Regions from separate parts of the Homo sapiens genome. Here region 1 is linked to region 2. A link is a contact called in ENCODE Hi-C data. All regions are on one chromosome and are shown on one strand. Each heading gives the region's core, a stretch centred on a gene start or an enhancer-like site at or near the end of the contact. The rest is flanking DNA. Distances are from core to core; before and after follow the strand shown. Region 1 holds the start of TMEM214 (transmembrane protein 214). Region 2 holds the start of ASXL2 (ASXL transcriptional regulator 2).

The links. A loop is a pair of places that touch in the nucleus more often than their neighbours do. Pooled maps may share reads with other maps.
Region 1: a loop to region 2 is called in a map of naive thymus-derived CD4-positive, alpha-beta T cell, with 11 times the contacts of the local background. The contact joins the promoter of TMEM214 here to the promoter of ASXL2 in region 2. A Hi-C loop is called at or near these places in 1 of 168 maps with a recorded cell type or tissue (naive thymus-derived CD4-positive, alpha-beta T cell), 2 of 37 single-sample maps with no recorded cell type and 11 of 50 pooled maps.

What each region holds. Positions count from the first base shown.
Region 1 is chr2:27,031,711-27,034,410 of GRCh38, reverse strand. TMEM214 (transmembrane protein 214) reads right to left here and starts at 1,446. Exons shown (of 17, transcript NM_017727.5): 1 at 1,245-1,446; 2 at 145-344. The coding sequence starts at 1,395. RefSeq lists an enhancer at 1,534-1,823.
Region 2 is chr2:25,877,057-25,879,756 of GRCh38, reverse strand. ASXL2 (ASXL transcriptional regulator 2) reads left to right here and starts at 1,270. Exons shown (of 13, transcript NM_018263.6): 1 at 1,270-1,591. The coding sequence starts at 1,535. RefSeq lists a silencer at 1,091-1,250 and an enhancer at 2,161-2,210.

The sequences.
Region 1 (2,700 bases), core at 197-2,696, 1.2 Mb before region 2:
TCCATCTTTTCCTGAACTCCTCTCAACCCTTAAAGTGTTTCAAATCCCATAGGATCTCAGCTGCCCATCCACCTCCCCCTCCTCTCATCTTCTCTAAATCTCAAGCCCCCATTCTTTCTGCGTCTCATGTCTAGGCACACTCACAGCTTTCAGTGCTTCCTCCAGGCTGCGGAAGCGGCCCTGCTTCTGGTTTTGGTTGGGAGGAGTTGCCACCTTCTTTGGCTGCTTCTTGTTCCCTGGTTTCTTAGGTTCCACAGCAGGGGGTGGGACCTGCTCCTTATTCTGCCGCTTCATGATATTCTCAAAGCCCCGCTCATAAAGGGTGCTTGTGGTCTGGATTGCAGCTGGGGTGAAGATAGGTAGAGAAAGGCAGGCCACCCTTGAGTCCCCAAGGCCTCACCTATCAGTGGTCCCTTTCCCCACACTGCCACCTAATTCATCTCCAGGGAAGAGCCTGTCTCAAAGCCCCTTCCTCTTGGACTGCTTAAGGAGCAGGGCAGGCTGTTCTCCTGGTAGCTTCTTTCATTACAGCTCTTGAGTCTATGGGCTCTTTCATAAAGATGGGGCAGTTCTTCATTAGACAAATCAGAGTATGTAGGAACAAGCAGAGAGGTTGGATATAGAGGTTTGCCTTATTCAGTGAGTGGCTACTAGTCTGGGAAGACAAGCTTTTTCCATCTTGGTCCTACCCTAACGCCTCTTGGTTCCGACATGACAACTCTATAATCAACAAGTGGCAATCTTTCTCCACTCCTCAGTGGAAGAACCAGGTGTCACTTATAATTCCTGGTGAGTGTTGAGTGTGTGGCGGTCATTTCTCCCACTGCTGGGCCTCCTGTCCCTTCCTCCATGACCTGCTGGTTACTTAAAGAGGGGGCACCGTGTATAATGATCCACAGTACCTCTTCAAAGCTCAGACACCTGCCCAGAGAGACCAGCTAGGGCCCTGGGCAGCTGGGAGAGTGTGTGCAGTGAACTGAGAGTCTGAGGACCGGAATCCTAGCCCCTCTGACACATGACCCTGGCCAAGGTATCCAACTTCACTGGGCCTCAGTTTACTCATCTGGGAGGTGAGGACCGCAACCTTCCCTGGAGCTGTCTGCCTCCCGTGAGGCTCCAAAGAGACAACGCAAGCGTGGCGCTCGGGGATGTGCCTGCGAGCTCGCGCCCAGGTTCTGGGAGCCGCTCGCTGCGACCCTGCCGGACAGGCCTGGGGTAGGCGGCGGGGCAGGGCGGGTACTCACGGGTCAGGTCGTATTTCCACACTCCGTTTGCTTCCCCGAGCGCCCTGCGGTTCCTGCCGCCTCCTCGGCCGCCGGCGCCGGCGCCGACCCCAGGCCGCCGACCCTTCTTCACTACCTCCCACCGCCCCACGCCCGCCGTCTTGGTCGCCATGGCTCGCAGCCCTCCCTCCTCGGCCACTTCCCCGGCTTTCCGGTCCGGCGCGAGCGCGCCGCACTCTGCCACGTCTCCTCGCAGGACCGCGCGCCCGGCGCCCGGCGCCCGCCGCAAGGCAGCCTGGGACTTGTAGTCCCTCTCCTGGGCCGGGCTCTCCTGAGCGAAGAGCATCGGGAAGAGGCTTCCGCGGCAGCCTGCGGCCCCCGCCCAGGCGAAGAGGCCGGGAGGAGAGGAGATTCCCTTCTGAGAACGTTCATTGAGCGTCGATGTGAAGGCCACGGCATTGAGAGACTTGGTAGAACTGTTTCTGTTTTTCTTTCCTTTATTGATCAATTGATTGATTGATTGCCAGGGCCGCGCTCTGTCGCCCAGACTGGAGTGCAGTAGCGCGATCTCAGCTCACTGTAACTTCCGCCACCCAGGTTCAAGCGACTCTCGTGCCTCAGCGTCCCGAGTAGCAGGGACTACAGGCTCCCGCTGCCAAGCCCAGCTAATTTTTGTATTTTTAGTAGAGACGGGGTTTCGCCATGTTGGCTAGGCTGGTCTCGAACTCCTGACCTAAAGTGACCCACCCCACCCCCACCCCTCAGCCTCCCAAAGTGCTGGGATTACAGGCGTGAGCCACGGCGCCCGGCCACTGTTTTTCTTTCCTTTCTCGTAGAGCTGGAAGGATGGAAGGGAAGTAGTGCTCCTCATATCTAGGGAGAGATTGAAGATTAAATGCTTCCTTCCTTCTAGGAAAGTGCTGGCTTTACTGTTGCTAGTGATTAAACCTCGGGTTTAATGGGCTATACAAATCTATTGCCAAAGAACAAGGAAGAGGATGGGGGCTTGAGGAAAGGGCAGAGTGTTGGGGAGCTGGGGTAGGAGGTGGAGAATGGAGAATAATTTTTTTTTTTTTTTTTGAGACAGGATCTTGCTTTGTCGCCCAGGCTGGAGTTCAGTGGCGCGATCACGACTCACTGCAGCCTCAACTTCTAGGGCTCAGGTGATCCCCCACCACGGATCACCTGACCCACCACCACCCCCGGCTAATCTTTGGTATTTTTTGTAGAGACTGGGTTTTGCTGTGTTGCCCAGGCTGATCTCAAACTCCTGGGCTCAGTGATCCACCCTCTTCAGCCTCCCAAAGTGCTGGGATTACAGGAGTGAGCCACCGCTCCTGGCCTCTGAGTTCTTCTCATGGGAGGCTGAGAAAAGTCTGGGGGTCTGGGACAGCCAGGGCCGGGTTTCCCCTTCCAGGCAATGAGAAAGAACAGGCTCTGCCTCCCACCATAAGAGTCAATCCCAAGTTCCAGATGT
Region 2 (2,700 bases), core at 21-2,520:
AAAATATATCCATATCAATTGCTGAAATAGGCTGTTTGATCCATGACTGAACGGAAATATAAGGAAGTATCTAGATACTTCTAGATGGCCTCTCAAACTCCCTTTAATATCTTTTTCTCTTTTTTTTTTGCACAACAGATCCTTTTTGAAAAATGGAGGAAAAGTTATGAATCCTCTTAAAAAATTCACATATAACACACAAAATATAGTTCATAATTTTAGGGAGTCCATGAATTTCTGAAACGCATCCATAAACTTTAAGTATTGCTCTCACCTGTCTTTCCTCCCAAGAGGCAATCCAATCCTCAGTCCTATTTCACACTATAGTAAGTTTACTGGATTGTTTGGAAGCAGCTTCTGGAAGCAGGTGGATTTGGGAGATCAGCAGTTGTTACTACATTCTTCTTACTTTGCAAGGTATCAAGGTGTAGATGATGTAAGAGAAGATGCCACATTCTGGATCTTTCAGAAAGCTGTTACGGATACTACAAATAATGGTCTCTGACCACAGAAATAGGTGAATCATTCAGCAAATATTTACTGGGCGCCTGATATGTACAGGCACTATGCTAGGGACTGAGCTCACCGAAATAAAGAAGACACCATTTCTGTCATTGATGAGTAGCTTCACATGTAAAAGCATGGATGCAGTTACTGGTGGCCTTAAAAACAAAGTCACCTAAGTTTGAGGCATTCTGGGGAGATGGAAAGGGCTCTGAGCTGGCAATTTGATTTTTGGTTTCTCTACATCCCAGACTTATGAGCTTGGCAAGTCACTCAATCTCAGTTGCTTCGCCTATCGAATGGGGTTAATAGGCAGACGAGAATTGTTGCCTATCTTCAAAAAGATAACCTCTGTAAAAATGCAAATAAATGAGAAAACACAAACGCAGGGCTGATCTAAAGTGATAGTTGGCAGAGCCACCCACTGAGGGAAGAGTTCAGCTCCCCAGGTCTACACAGCCTGTGCAGCGCCTCGCAAGAGGCGGGATCCGCTCAGTAAGCTTTCCCGGATGGCACAGGTTCCGCTTCCGCAGGCAGATATTCGCTGTAGGTGTGAGCGCCAGGCGTCAGACTACAGCTACTGCCGGGGCCTCCTTGGCGCGCATGCTCCTGCGGAGAGGCGGAGACCGGAAGGGCGGGGGCGTGGCGAGGTACCGCAGACCGCCGGCTCGATAGCTCAGCGGCCGGGCTTGGGAGGCGGGGGCGCGCCCGCGCTCGTTCGCGCGGCCGGCTGCGTACAGTAGTGACGGCCGCGCGGGAGCGGTCACATGACCGTAGCGGCAGCCTGTACAGTAAGAACCCAATATGGCAGCGGCGGTAGCAGTGGCAACGGCAGCAAGAGGACCGGCCGCCCCATAGACCCCCCCGCGCACCACCCCCGCCGCTTCCTCTGCTTGGGTGCCCCCCCGGTCTGACTTCCCTTTTCTCCCACCTTTCCCGGCACCGCGGGAAAAGCAGCGCAGGGCAGAGCAGGCAGGGAGGGCGGCCGGAGCCCGGACACGGGAGCCTCCCAGTCAGTTCAAGACCCGACATGAGGGAAAAGGGACGTAGGAAGAAGGGCAGGACCTGGGCGGAGGCCGCCAAGACGGTAAGGGGGAGGGAGCGAAGGGGAAGGCCGGGAGGATTTTGTTCCCTTGTCGCCCGCCAGTCGCAGGGAAAGGGAGGTCACTGGCCCAGGGACCCGGCTGAAGGGGCACAAAACCGCGCGGAGAGGGCGGCGGTTAGTGTCGGGGTTGCGATCCCTGTGGGAATGGAGGCGCCCGGCGGAACGTGATAGCCGCGGGGCCGTGGCGTCCCTCGGCGTCTGCGGCGAGTCCTCTCAGTGTTTTGAGGCTGTCTTTTGGGGTCGAGCCGATATCACCTCCGCTCTGTGGTAGCCCTCGCCCCGGCACGGGGAAGTCTGTGGTGCTTGCACGGTAACCGGTTCTTCTCCCTTGTGCGGCTGGAGAGCCCCCATTGGATGCAGATAGGAGAAGGCTTGTGCGTGCATCCAGCCCCGGAAAGGAGAGGGGAGCGCTGGAGCTGGATAGAATTTACCCGTTACAGCGGACGTGCCTGTGACCCCGGGCCCCCTGTTTGTCTGGCTCCCGGAGCAGACGAGAGATCACGAGGCTTTTGTTTTTGTTTGGTGTTGGAGCCGAAAGTGCAGGAGGTGTTTAGAAACGAAGTAACAGGTGGGACTTGTAGAATTTTTTTTTTTCCTGTTTCCGTAGAGACCTACTCTGAACAAGGCAGCAATGCATGGTGGGACGTGTAGTTTACCCGGCCTTCACGTTACCCTAGCCAAAGGGATGGTGCCCTAATGAAGTTGTAATTAGTGGGCAAAACAATTTTCCCCCTAATTGTGTTATGACGAAATTTAGAGGTAGATTTTAAAAAGTGGAATATTGAGGATTAGTGAGAACTTTTACCATATTTTAAGAAGAAAAAATTAAAAGCATGTTGTATGCAGAAATGAAATGGCAGGAGATAGTGAAGTTCATACATCGTTGAGGGTGCAGCAGAAAAGTAATAGGGCATTAAACGGCAGCATTTTAATAGTGGAAAGTGAGAGGTGTTCACCCCTTTAATGGTGATTAATGCCGGTAATACTTCGACAACGTAGCCCTTCTTAGTGAACCCTTATTAGATGCCATATGGTTTATTTTTTAATGAGTTTTTTAAATATAAAAGTAATGTTCACTGTGGGGAAATTTG